Regions from separate parts of the Homo sapiens genome. Here all the other regions are linked to region 1. A link is a contact called in ENCODE Hi-C or POLR2A ChIA-PET data. All regions are on one chromosome and are shown on one strand. The core of a region is the stretch at or near the end of the contact, and the rest is flanking DNA. Distances in the headings are between cores, read along the strand shown. Region 1 overlaps UTRN (utrophin). Region 2 overlaps EPM2A-DT (EPM2A divergent transcript). Region 3 overlaps HIVEP2 (HIVEP zinc finger 2).

Region 1 (4,070 bases), core at 476-2,975:
CCAAAGTGCTGGGATTACAAGCATGAGCCATTGTGCCTGGCTGAAAATATTATTTTTAACATTAAATTTAATGTCCTTATTTCTAACAAGATGACTAAAGAGCCTACACTATGGACACACACAAAAAAATCAGTTCAATAGCAACTGATGAGAGGAGAATCTAGGCCCTTGTGAAATTGGAAATCATGTACACATTGGTTTTCTATTTTTATTAAAATAACATGCACTGAAATACATTTTAATTTTAAAAATGCTATTTTCCTAAAGCCTTTTGATTGGTCATAGGGCAGGAAAGAATGTTATCTAAATGAACCAGAACTCAACCAGCACAGCATTTAAATATATTTAACACTGTAGCTACTCATTTAAAAGCCTGCTTTTTTATTTTATTTTTTTTTTTTTTGAGACAGAGTTTTGCTCTTTCACCCAGGCTGGAGTGCAATGGTGTGATCTTGGCTCACTGCAACCTCCACCTCCCAGGTTCAAGTGATTCTCCTGCCTCAGCCTCCCAAGTAGCTGGGATTACAGGCACGTGCCACCACGCCCGACTAATTTTTGTATTTTTAGTAGAGACAAGGTTTTACCATGTTGGCCAGGCTGGTCTAGAACTCCTGACCTCAGGTGATCCGCCTGCCTTGGCCTCCTAAAGTGCTGGGATTACAGGCGTGAGCCACCGCCCCCGGCCAAAGCCTGCTTATTATTTAAAGGTTTGTTTGTACTTTTCTTCTAGCTGTCTTCTGATTTCAATCATTAAGGTTACCCTAGACCCTTTGTAGCAAGACCCTTTGATGAAGACTAGCTGACCACAGAGACTCTTAATGGTGGGGAAAGAGAGAGGATTTAGTGACAATCAAAGGAAATCTTCGAAAGGCCACAAGCCTGCAATTGCTGCCCCTATGCAGGTTTTTGAGACAAGGTATCCCTCTGTTGTCCAAACTGGAATGCAGCGGCATGATCGTGGCTCACTAGTCTCAAACTCCTAGGTTCAAGCTATCCTCCCACCTCAGTCTCCTAAGTAGCTGGGACCACAGGCACATGCCACCATGCCTGGCTGATTTTTAAATTTTTTGTAGAGATGGAATCTCCCTGTGTTGCCCAGAGTGGTCTCGAACTCCAGGCCTCAAGTGATCCTCATGCCGCAGCCTCCCAAAGTGCTTGGATTACAGGTATGAGCCATTGTGCCTGGCCCGCGTGGAGTTTTAATTCAGGTCCCTGAGAGGTATTTTGATGTTGTGTTGGGATCACATGGTTATTTAAGAAAGAAGTAACAGTTAATGATGAGAATTGTAGCACACCAGTCTCCTATGCCACTTGTTCAAGAAACCCAATTCACTAAGAAAATATGGGCTGCTCCAATCATTTTGGTTTGAATTTGCTCTGCAGAGACAACGCTACAACCCCTTACCACCTCATTCACTGAAGCTAAGAAGGAAAACATTAAGAGGGAAAGAGTAATTCCACAAGAAAGGAAAACATTGAAAAAGAAAACCAACCAGTCTCAAAGTTTTTTCATAGTGACAACATTCATGCATGATATGTATGATCGAATAAAACACATCACTTGGGGTTTTTCCCCTCCAAAAGCTCATACAACCAGTACACACATGTATACATTAAACAAGATATGAACATCTAAACTGATCAGAAAAACTAAGTCACCCCGGAAGTAAACTTCAGCGAGAGAAAAGTGCACGACACTTTCCCTGCATGAAGTTATGCATATGCATGTCTCATAGACAAGCCTGCACTGAAACAGAAACCCCAGCACTCATACTGTCCCCCAAAGTACAAACGTTTTATTCTCCCCTTTCTCAGGTCAAAACTAAATATTTCAAGAAGTAAAATGCCTTTTTAGCCAACAGAGTAAATCAAATACAATATGGGATGAGGTCTACCAATACTCAACACCACAAAGGAGGCTTCTTCTCTAGATGGCAGTAAACAGCACAGAGTAAGCTATTTTGAAAATACAGGGAGGTAAAGTGAAGCATATTTGCTACCACAAATATAGGGATCCTGGAAGGCTTCTTCCAAAGAAACTAATAACTCTGGTGAATTATCACTTCCTGAAGAGAAGTGTGAAGCAGACAGCGTTGGTCTCTACTCTTGAGGGTCCACAACAGACGTGGCAGCAGGAAAGACAGGCTGTCTGTTCCCGTCACCAGCCTGGTCCTAAGCTTTGTTACTTAACAAAACTGAATGAAAGAACCCTGTCTTCATAGACGTTTCTTAAGAAAACCTCACTGGCTGGGAGTCGTGCAAGTTGACAAACTTACCTGGTAATCGCTTGCAAGCCTGGAGAGCTACATGCCCTGGCAAATCCAATCTGCACTTTTTCCAATGAAACGTGGTGGCTGCCAGGCCGCTCATCACCTACATCTGCTTAGATGATGAGGAAAAAGATGTGGAGGAAGTGGACAACAAAAGCAGCCTTCGAACTGCACACTGGGATGTCCTGTGTTATTTTGGGTTTTTTTTTTTTTTTTTTTTGGTGGCTTTTATTTTTCCCATGAGAGGATCTGACTAAACCTAACCCCACCTCCTCTAAACACCAGAGAGGAAGTTACACTTTGTAGTCAGTGAAAACTCCTTAGGCAGGTTTTTTGTTTTTTTAATAGTCACAACTAAGGGCCTCTATTCATGTTCCTATGACAGAGATTATAACTTTGCTTCCTGTTTTGACAGTATCAGCTGGGAAGGGGCACTCCACCCACCTCCCTACCCACTGCGTAGATAAATAAAGATGTTAGAAGGCGTTTGCCCTGGGTATACAACTGGCCTTAGGAGTTTCGTTACATATTAACTATACTTCAAAGAATAAATTGGACTTATTATTTCACTATAGTAGTTATACACACCTTGGGGAAGTAAAACTGAAAAGGATTTCTTCTTCATCCCTTAGAATTCGCTACTAGGGAAAAAATAAACTTAACCATATGCAGCTATAAGAGAAGAGGCCACCATTTAGACAAATTTTTCCAGCCTATTCTCTTTTGTGGTCACCTTGCTCTCTTTATTATCATTATTTTTTTTTCACTCGTCACCCAGGCTGGAGTGCAATGGCATGATCTCAGCTCACTGCAACCTCCGCCTCCTGGGTTCAAGTCATTCTTGTGCCTCAGCCTCCCAAGTAGCTGGGATTACAGGTGCCCACCACCATGCCCGGCTATTGTGTGTGTGTGTGTGTGTGTGTGTGTGTGTGTGTGTGTGTGTGTGTTTAGTAGAGACGGGATTTCACCATGTTGGTCAGGCTGGTCTCGAACTCCTGCTGTCACTTCTGCATGTGTCCACCACATACATGCAAAAAGCAAGGAAAATCATTATTCATATGATCACATCTACTTTCTAGTCCTTCTCTCATTCTTTTTCTTGCTTGTTGTGAAATAGAAATCTTCTACTTATTAGCAAAGACTTTTCATAGAATATGTATCTTTGTCAGGATACACACAGGTTTGAATTCAAAGGTGTCTCTCATCCTGCTACTGTACTATGATACAGAAAAGAGAAACTAACAGTACCTCCCCTATGCTCCTCCTCCTCATCTCTGCATTTTCCTTAGACTAGTAGCTGTATGACTCTGGCAAAATACTCTCTCTCTCTCTCTAAGCCTCAGTCTCCAAATCTGTAAAATGGACGGGCTGACTTCACCTGTCTTCTAGGACTGTCACAGGGAGGGAGACCGGGAAAAGCACAGTGATACAGATGATGTCCCATAGTCAATACCCATTGATCTTTTTTTGCATCAAACTTTATTGATATATAATTCATATATTATACAATTAGCTCATTTACACTGTATAATTTAATGATTTTTAGTATTGTCAAAGAATTCTACAACCATCACCACAATCGACCCCCATCCCTTAGCCCAAGGCAACCACTAAAATCTACTTCCAGTCTCTATAGAGTTACCTATTCTGTACATTTCATATAAAAGAAATCATACAGTATATGGTTTTTTGTGACTAGCTTATTTCACTTAGCATAATGCTTTTGAAGTCCATGCATGTTGTATTATGTATGGGTATTTCATTTATTTTTAAAATATTCCATTGTATTGATAGACCATA
Region 2 (4,070 bases), core at 482-2,981, 1.5 Mb before region 1:
ATAATAGAATACAGATCTGGCCAATCTGTTGGCAACCTTGAAGTGTGTTGACAAATCTTTATATTCACTGTAAGATTTTTGCATACCAGAAATGTTGCCCCTGTCCCCTCTCTGTCTACCTTCCCCCATCAATCAGCACAGGCAAAGGCCAGAAGTGACAAGTGATTGTGTACTAGACAAGCTAATGTTTGTGTGGAGAAAACACTTTTGTTCCCTGAATCTCTGGTGGCAAAGGACCCAGAACTCAAGAAGCAAATCTTCCAGTCTCCTTTAAGCCTTCTCTTCCATAAGTGGCCTCCTCCCTGGAATTGGAAACCACTGTCAAGTATCTACGTCCCTGTTGGCCCAGCGTGAGACTTCTACACCTTTGGCTCTTTGAATGCCACCTGACATGAACCCTCTGGCCACTTGCAAAAGGAGGTCAGAGGTTGCTGCCACTCATGCTGCTAATAATGTCTGATAATGATAAAACCACGTCCTGTTTGTCTTGTATTTTATCATAAAGAGCACTTTGATGTGCAGATTCTCTTTCCAAGGTGTTAGGAAAACAAAAGTAGATAAGACACATTTTCAACCCTTAATGATCATTTCAATCCAGTTAATTATAACTCGTTTAATCCCAGAAATGTAGAAAGGAGGATAAGAGAGTTATTATTATCCCCATTTTCCAAATGAGGAAGCTGGGTGTTAAAAAATAATTTTCAGAAAAAGGTTAAAGTGTGACTTTCATACAGATATAAAAATGAATAGACGTTAAAGATTTTGTTTAACACATTCAATGAGGGAAGCAGACAGATGTTACAACCATTTCAAAAAAGAAGTCAAGAAGCACAAATTTATATGGCATAAAAGAATATTGAAATTAATGGCAAATGAAAGCAACTGTTTTTCCCCCTTGGGGATAAAGGTGAGGAAGAGGGAAGTCAATAGAGCTTGTGGTGCACAGGACAGAATTTGTGTGACTACCAGGTAAGTTTAACAAAGAGTTGTAAAATAGCTCCATGGAATCAGATCACCAGAGGAAGGATGCATAAATGCATAGATTTCCAAATAGGGCCTGGATGTGAATCTCAGACTTTCTGACACCAAATTCAGGTTTGTTTCACTCTACCACATTGTCCTAGCTTCTGCAAAAGGTGCTCTTTTGTCACCTTAAGTCAAAGAAAGTTACCAAAAAAGAAAAAAAATAGGAAATGAAAGCATAAAAGGTAAACTGGTCAGAGGTTTCCTGCTATTCTGCTTTGTTTAGAAATTCTCACTGAGGCAGCCAGTAAGCCAAGATGCAGCTGAACCCAACTCTTGGAGAGATTGCCCGGGCCTCTGCCCATACTGAGGCACAGCTCCTGAAATGAAGCCCGCTTCAGAACTTACTCAAATGCATGTTGCTTCTTATTGCAGCTGGACTAGTAGCTTGAACTGTGATGGAAATTAAACGTCTGCTTCTAAATCCTGACAGGAATCTCCTAAACAGGGTCAAAGGCCACCTGTCTTAGTCAGCTCAGGCTGCCATAACAAAATACCATAGACTCAGTGGAAACAATAGATTTTATTCGTTCATTCATTTATTCATCCATTTTCACACAGTTCTGGAGGCTGGCAGTCCAAGATCAGGATGTCACATGGTTGGGTTCTGGTGAGAACTCTTTTTAGCAACCATCTTTTCATCTACTTCTATGTCCTCACATGGGAAAGAGAAAGTGAAAGCTCTCTGGTATCTCTTTATAATGGCACTAATCTCACCATGAGGGCTCCACCTTCATAATCTCATCTAAATCTAATATCTCCCAAAGGCCCCATCTCTAAACGTCATAACATTAGGGGTTAGGACTTCAATAGTTGAATTTGCATGGGGAAATAATTCCATCTATAGCAATGCCAATATGTGAACTAACTAACAGGCTTAAGCCAGGTACCTGAGATGGTCACAATTATGGGCAAGAAGATGTTCAATCCAAATAATGAAATTATAGCAGTTTACAAAAATGTTACAATTTATGTTTCTGAATGTTCCATACTAGAAATAAATAGAAAGGCACCACGGTCTCAAAGTGTGTGTGTGTGTGTGTGTGTGTGTGTGTGTGTGAGTGTGTGTGTTTATAAATTTTATTTGATAGTTTCAAATTACTAGGCTGAAGAAAGAAGAACATTAGCAAAAAATGATAGTGGCATTAATACATTTGCTCACTACTAATGACCTAAAACGTGGCAATTCAAAAGGAACAAATAATTATTTCAGTGTAGACTGTCACAGAATCTAGGGCATCATCAAACTTTGATCCCTTTGGGCTTTTTACTTGGAAAGAATGCAGTTTCTCTTTTTTTTTAACCTTAGCTTTATTCTCCAAACATTTTAAAATTTAATTCATGGGCTATTATTTTGTTCATAAGCTAAGTGGCTTACCCAAAAAAAAAAAAAAAAAAATTTCTTTCTTTGTACCAGATTGCTAAATACAGCCTCTTTCCAAGAGGCTTTATTGTTTTGTTGTTGCTGTTTTTATTTTTTATTTTTTAATTTTTAATTTTTTATTTCCACAGGTTTTTTGAGGAACAGGCGTTATTTTGTTTTCATGACATCACCCCATTCTCCCACCCCTGGTCCCTGACAACTGCCATTCTACAGTTGAGAGATTTGGTGATTTGTGAGTTGTTTTTTATTTACTTTAAAAATTTTTTGATTTGTTTTTTATCATCTTTTTCAATTTAGAGATGTTTTGCACAAGTAAAAATTATGGGGCTTATTCAGTAATACATGTCTGTAAGGAATAAACATTAAGAAACCCAAATTAGGGTCTAAATTAAGGAATTGTGAAACATGAAGAATAAAGAAATGAGGAAGTGAGAATATAGATGATAGACCTAAGAGATTTGTCTTAAGTTATGGTCATACGACAAGGAGAGGGGAAGTGATCTAATTTGTCAACAAGATGAAATAATAAAGCACTCACATAAAGAAATGTAAGTTTATATATGATGGTTTGCTTTGCAGGTTTCCTGGGACCACAGCACAAGCCAGACACTCACATGATGCAAATTACTTATGTGGATAAATAATAGATATGCACATATCACAAGATATTTTAACAAAATCTATTTAGCAACAATTTGCTAGTAATACACTATGAATAATCATAATTCTTCATTGACTTATATCCTACCGAGTCTCAGTCCTGCTTTCTGACAGCCAGCTCCTTAATGAATTACTAAGGACAGTAGGAAGCAGCCGCCAGAAGATGCTGCTTGTGAAATTTACCCTCTCGAAAACACTTTGATCATGTCTCTTCCCTAATTACAAACCTTTACTGGCCCCTCTTTGACATTGACCACGTCCTGAACTCCTAAAGAGGCAAAAATTTGTCCTTTATTAACTAGCCCAGTCCATCTCAGACACTCTCCCCTAAAAACTCTGGTCACATTAAGCTCACTGTCCTCTCAACTTCTGTGCACCTTTGCATAAGCTGTTCTTTTTACTCAGAATGCTCTCCTTCCTCTTTGTCTTAATAACATGGGCTATTGCAAAATGACAAATTACCACTGTCAATCTTATCCAGATCACTTAAAATAGTTGTTTGTTGAAGGAGCTATGCAACTTAAACTCAGGAAATACATTGCAATATATCTGCATTTATCCATCCATTCCTTTGGAAACCTGATCTTATTTATGTCTACCCTTTTGCAAGCAGGCTTGGTTAAGTTCAACATGTTATTCTAAAGATTTTTTGTCCTTGATTAGCTTAAATCAAATCATTGGCAATCACGTCTCTCATTTTCAAGTCTCACCACAAGTATCATCTAGTCTCCTTTACTAGTAATTCCATAGATCTTCATTCATACTTGGGGTACAGCACTTCCAATGAGATATATAATTGATCTTTTTGCATAGCTGCCTCTTTCAGGCTGGATAGATTCCTGTATTCACCTTTGTATCCTCAGCTCTAGCACAGGGTCTCATACATAATTGTTGTTCAATACATGATATCCTTAGATTCAAACTCCTGTCCAGTGACATTGGACACTACACAATTTGCTCTTAATCATTCATTTAATCTTTCAACTAAAATAAACTGAGCATA
Region 3 (4,070 bases), core at 429-2,928, 1.5 Mb after region 1:
GTTTTCATTTACTTAAGCAGTAAAAAATAATGGTTTCATTTACAGAAGTGATACCTTCCCCCATCCCACATCCATAGATAAGACTGTATTTGTGTGCTAATCATACCACTTTAAGTTATCTCTAAATCCACTAATATTAAGTTCATTCTTGGTGCAGTAGCTTCATCACAGTTCATTGATGGTAACATTAGAAAAAAGTTTGCTATTGGAATCCTTATGTTGTTAGGATTAGCCTCTAACTAAATGGAACAGGTATCTGGTTACCATGGGATAATCCGTTGTTAATGTTAAATATAAGAAGTCTTAGCAGTGAAGACTGATTTGTGACAGTCCTATATTTAGGATTAAGTTCTCTGCACTGTGATGCTGAACCATTGCAGAATTATGTTATATAACTGTGTTTCCTTTTGGCTTTCATAAAAATAAGAAACATGTTTCCTGAGGTCATCTTACATTGAGCAAAAATGTTAAATACATGAATAAAAATTCCACTTAGCTTTTTTTTAATATTAGTAGACTTCATGTAGATTTGTAGTCTTCATATATTTTGGAGTCTTATACTGGTTCAGTAGTCTTTTATGAAGAACAACAAACAAAACATCCTGTTTTTATAATGTTCAGCACAAATCCCAGTGGAATTATTACAGAAATAGCTGAAGTTCTTCCTATATCAGTTAGCAGTTGTTTAATTTTCATTATTTATTGTTACTCTTCAAAGTCATTTTTCGAAGTGTGACTATAACAGAATTGATTTTGTCATCAGGCACCGAAGTCCTGCTAAGTGTTAATTGCCCAGGGTTTTTATAAGGAGTTTGGAGATAACTCAAGTCCCACTACCATAGCAGCAGTGACCATTTTAAATCGCAAATATGTGTAAAACTCTTAAACTCTTTTTCGTCTTTTTTTTTTCTAACATTTCATGGCTTCATATTTCAGAGACTTAGTGGGATTACTTTAAGTGTTTGCTTATATTAAAATAAGGGAAAACCGAATAGAAAAGATGTTTTTAAAGGGTTGTAATATGGCTTTAGGACTGGTGAAAGAGCCAGAACGATGATTTGGAAGCTGAAAATAGCTCTATGTTTTATGCAATCAAGTAAAACTCTGTACCTTGGCATTCCCCGCACCAGATTAGTGAGGAATTGGAAGTGATTCCACCCCCAACATGCCATTATGGATGACACGCTGGGCTATGACAAACTGCTGGCTTAGTGGAGCATGTGCTGCTGGGAGTATAACCCTGAGGTACAGGGTGGATTAGAGTTGAGTGATCTCAACTCATATTCATTTCCTCTGAAAGGAAAACTGACCAGTCCTCTCTGTTCTAATGAGCATGTTTACAGCATGGCTTCTCAAAGTGGGGCCAGTCGCTTCAGGGGCAGAAGTGCACCATATTTCTGTTTGGTGCCAGCTTTACCTGCGTAGCCTTCACAGCACCTCATCCTGGTCCTTAAGAATTGCAGATTAAGACCACAGAACAGAGGGAGATGGATATTTCTTTTACACTCTTACAGGTTTTTTTTTCCTTAGTTTGTTTTTGATGTGTTGTTTTGCAAAACGCTGTGAAATAAGTGAGGACATAAGATGATTACTGAACTATTTCTGTTGAGCAAGTGGGTAAACCTCTCCTGGTAGAAGAATCAGAACCTCATCAGCCCAAGAGGCTGAGTCATCTTTGTGACTGAGAGGTTCATGCTTCACCTTAAGTCCTTGGTACCTAAAATGGGACTGTATGATGTGCCCTGTGAAATCAATAAAACTGTCAGGTTATAATTAACGTGTGGTGCTACTCTAATTAAACAGAATTGATGGGAAATATCTGGGAGTCTAGTAGCAATGGAACAATGATGTTTGCATTTAAATGATCTTAAGTACTCCTTAGACTTAATGCCCTATTAAGGGGACCGGGAGAATGTCACATCTCACTTAGCTGTATTGTGTTAGACAGTGGCCGCTGGCCGGGAAGGACCAGAGTGCATTAAGCTTGCGTTGTGGTGTCTGCCTTTGCAGACAGAAGATTTGGGAATGTATATTCTTTTCTTTTTTCTTTTTTTTTTTCTTCAAAGGAAATTAAATCACAGCCCTGACAGGAGAGGGTAAAATCTCTGAGAAGACCTCCCCAGTGCTTGGAATTTACAGACTCTACCACGTCCCAGTTTGCTATTGTCCTAAGGCAACACACTCCCCTGCCGCTCTCAGGCGTCTTTGGCGGCTGGCCAGCCTCCCAGGGCCTCTGGCTTTGATGTGTGGTGCAGGCTGTCCTCAGGCCAGGCTGTTGTTGCCGTGGCCTGGACTTCGCTCACACTGGATGCCAGGAGGGATGTCCTGTCTGCAATATACATTTCGACAGCCTGACAGTCCTAGTGATCGTCCTGCGGCAGGGGGAGCCTGCCTTTGTCTCAGCCACAAGTGGCTGTCCCCAGTCGCTTAGCTTTGCTGTGCTCTCTTTTGGTGTCTGCGGAAGACGAGTTTGCACCCAGCTTGTTGTCCGGGGGAGGGCCTCTCTGCCTGGGGAAGACAGCAGCTCTGCCAGGGCGCTGTCAATCTGAGGAGCCTCCTTGGCAGGGCTCTGGGGAACCGACCCGGCGAGTTGAACAGCTTCCTCTGGGGACATTGCATCGACCTTCATTTGATTTAAGCCTGGCAGCCTGGTTAGTGAGGACATCAATTCTGGCTCGGGAAATCTTCCTTAACTGAACCTTTGTTTCCACCATGGTCCCAGGCTTGTAGTTAGAAGTCTGTGCTGTTGCAAATTTAACTCTGTAACTTCTGGTAATATCCATGTGTAATTCTAAAAGCAGGTGACACAGAAACACAGATGATTATAGTGATAGGTACCAAGGAGAAAAAAATGGGACTACGCCTAATAATTAGTCAAAAGACATACGTATATATACACACACACACTTTGAAGAGAGAAAGAGAGAGAGGGAGGGAGAGAGAACTTATTGTTGATTAATTGTTTTCAGAAGAGCCACTTCAATTCCAATAAGAATCACCTCAGAGAACTGAAAGTAAACCATATCTGCTTCTAGTGTCTATGACACACCTTGCACTGTGCCTTAATAGGATTACTAATATTTCCCACAGAGGAGGAAGTCTTGCTTCTATTCTTGCAAAACCCCTCCCCCAAATCTGTCTCTTCACCAACAGTTATTTGTTTGTATTAAGTTTCATGATGTCCCAAGATTTTTGTTTGTTTTTGCTGTTTTCTTAATGTAAATGTTTTCATAATGAGAACACGTTACATTTTTGACAACCTAGCATGAAAAATCTTACCAGCTCTTTTCTGCAGTAGATGCAGCGTGCAGCCTGCAAAGACCCCATGTCCAGGTTAGGCCAGGTCACCTGAACAGGACCAGGATAGAAAGGGGAAGAGATTTGTAGAAGACACACTTCGTGGTCTCACTAGGGTGTGCCTGTTTGCATTTTGTTTATTGTTTTTGCAACCATTCATATGTGTTTATTGTTTTTGTAACCATTCATAAGTAGCAGTAATTTAGCATTCTCATATTAATATTTTTTTTCTTGTCACTAGTGAGTGTTTGCATGTGTGTGTGCATTGGATTGACGGGAGGGAAGGTGACTCTGTTGGTACATCCTGAATACTAGGATCTTGTTCGGCCCAATCGCAGTGTTACAGGTATCTTGTTAACATTCAAGCCTTGATGCTTTGAAATAGCAGTTTTGCCGTAATTCATTGCCTAAATTCTGACTTCCTTACTAAGAACAGGAAGCATAGTGAAGTTTGGTAGGAGAGAAACATACCTCGGACAGTAACTGTGGCTAAACCATAGTCATGGCATTTAACATTAATGTGAAACATAAGATTTGTAAGTCTTCCAAGTACCATTTCTTAATGCTTACAATAAGATGACGAATTTCATAGTTCCCAAGATGAAAAGATGGAAATAGAACTCAGTGAGATTACTGACCTGACTTAGGAGAGCTAAAATATTAGGTTTCTCTTTCAAATACTTCCTTCTTGCAGCTTGCAAGTATGCTCATCCCTCTGCAATTCTCTTCATTAAAAAAAAAAAGTTTAGAGATTGAATGTTTATGTTTGTATT

Evidence for each region. Hi-C counts contacts between places; a loop is a spot of excess contacts on that map. ChIA-PET counts read pairs that join two places held with the same protein, here RNA polymerase II (POLR2A). Pooled maps may share reads with other maps.
Region 2: a pooled map shows a loop between it and region 1 (7-fold over the local background). The contact joins two enhancer-like sites. A Hi-C loop is called at or near these places in 4 of 37 single-sample maps with no recorded cell type and 5 of 50 pooled maps.
Region 3: a pooled map shows a loop between it and region 1 (2.8-fold over the local background). The contact joins two enhancer-like sites. A Hi-C loop is called at or near these places in 1 of 37 single-sample maps with no recorded cell type and 6 of 50 pooled maps. POLR2A ChIA-PET finds 5 or more read pairs at or near these places in 1 of 52 experiments (OCI-LY7).

Annotation. Positions count from the first base shown.
Region 1 is chr6:144,342,511-144,346,580 of GRCh38, reverse strand. The region is part of intron 2 of UTRN (utrophin); the gene reads right to left. Among named protein-coding and RNA genes, the nearest start is that of UTRN, 59 kb to the right of the region's middle. RefSeq lists enhancers at 546-1,046, 1,047-1,547. Within about 2 kb of position 1,725, at least 18 of the 41 ENCODE cell types and tissues checked have a DNase peak (open chromatin) inside an H3K27ac peak, as active enhancers do; they include OCI-LY7, where a contact is called at or near this core.
Region 2 is chr6:145,862,957-145,867,026 of GRCh38, reverse strand. The region is part of intron 2 of EPM2A-DT (EPM2A divergent transcript); the gene reads right to left. It also overlaps a transcript of SHPRH not described here. Among named protein-coding and RNA genes, the nearest start is that of FBXO30, 50 kb to the right of the region's middle. RefSeq lists an enhancer at 1,635-1,804. Within about 2 kb of position 1,731, at least 6 of the 41 ENCODE cell types and tissues checked have a DNase peak (open chromatin) inside an H3K27ac peak, as active enhancers do.
Region 3 is chr6:142,844,264-142,848,333 of GRCh38, reverse strand. All of the region lies in intron 1 of HIVEP2 (HIVEP zinc finger 2), which reads left to right. Among named protein-coding and RNA genes, the nearest start is that of HIVEP2, 99 kb to the left of the region's middle. RefSeq lists enhancers at 130-199, 1,546-1,595, 1,652-2,345. Within about 2 kb of position 1,678, at least 37 of the 41 ENCODE cell types and tissues checked have a DNase peak (open chromatin) inside an H3K27ac peak, as active enhancers do; they include OCI-LY7, where a contact is called at or near this core.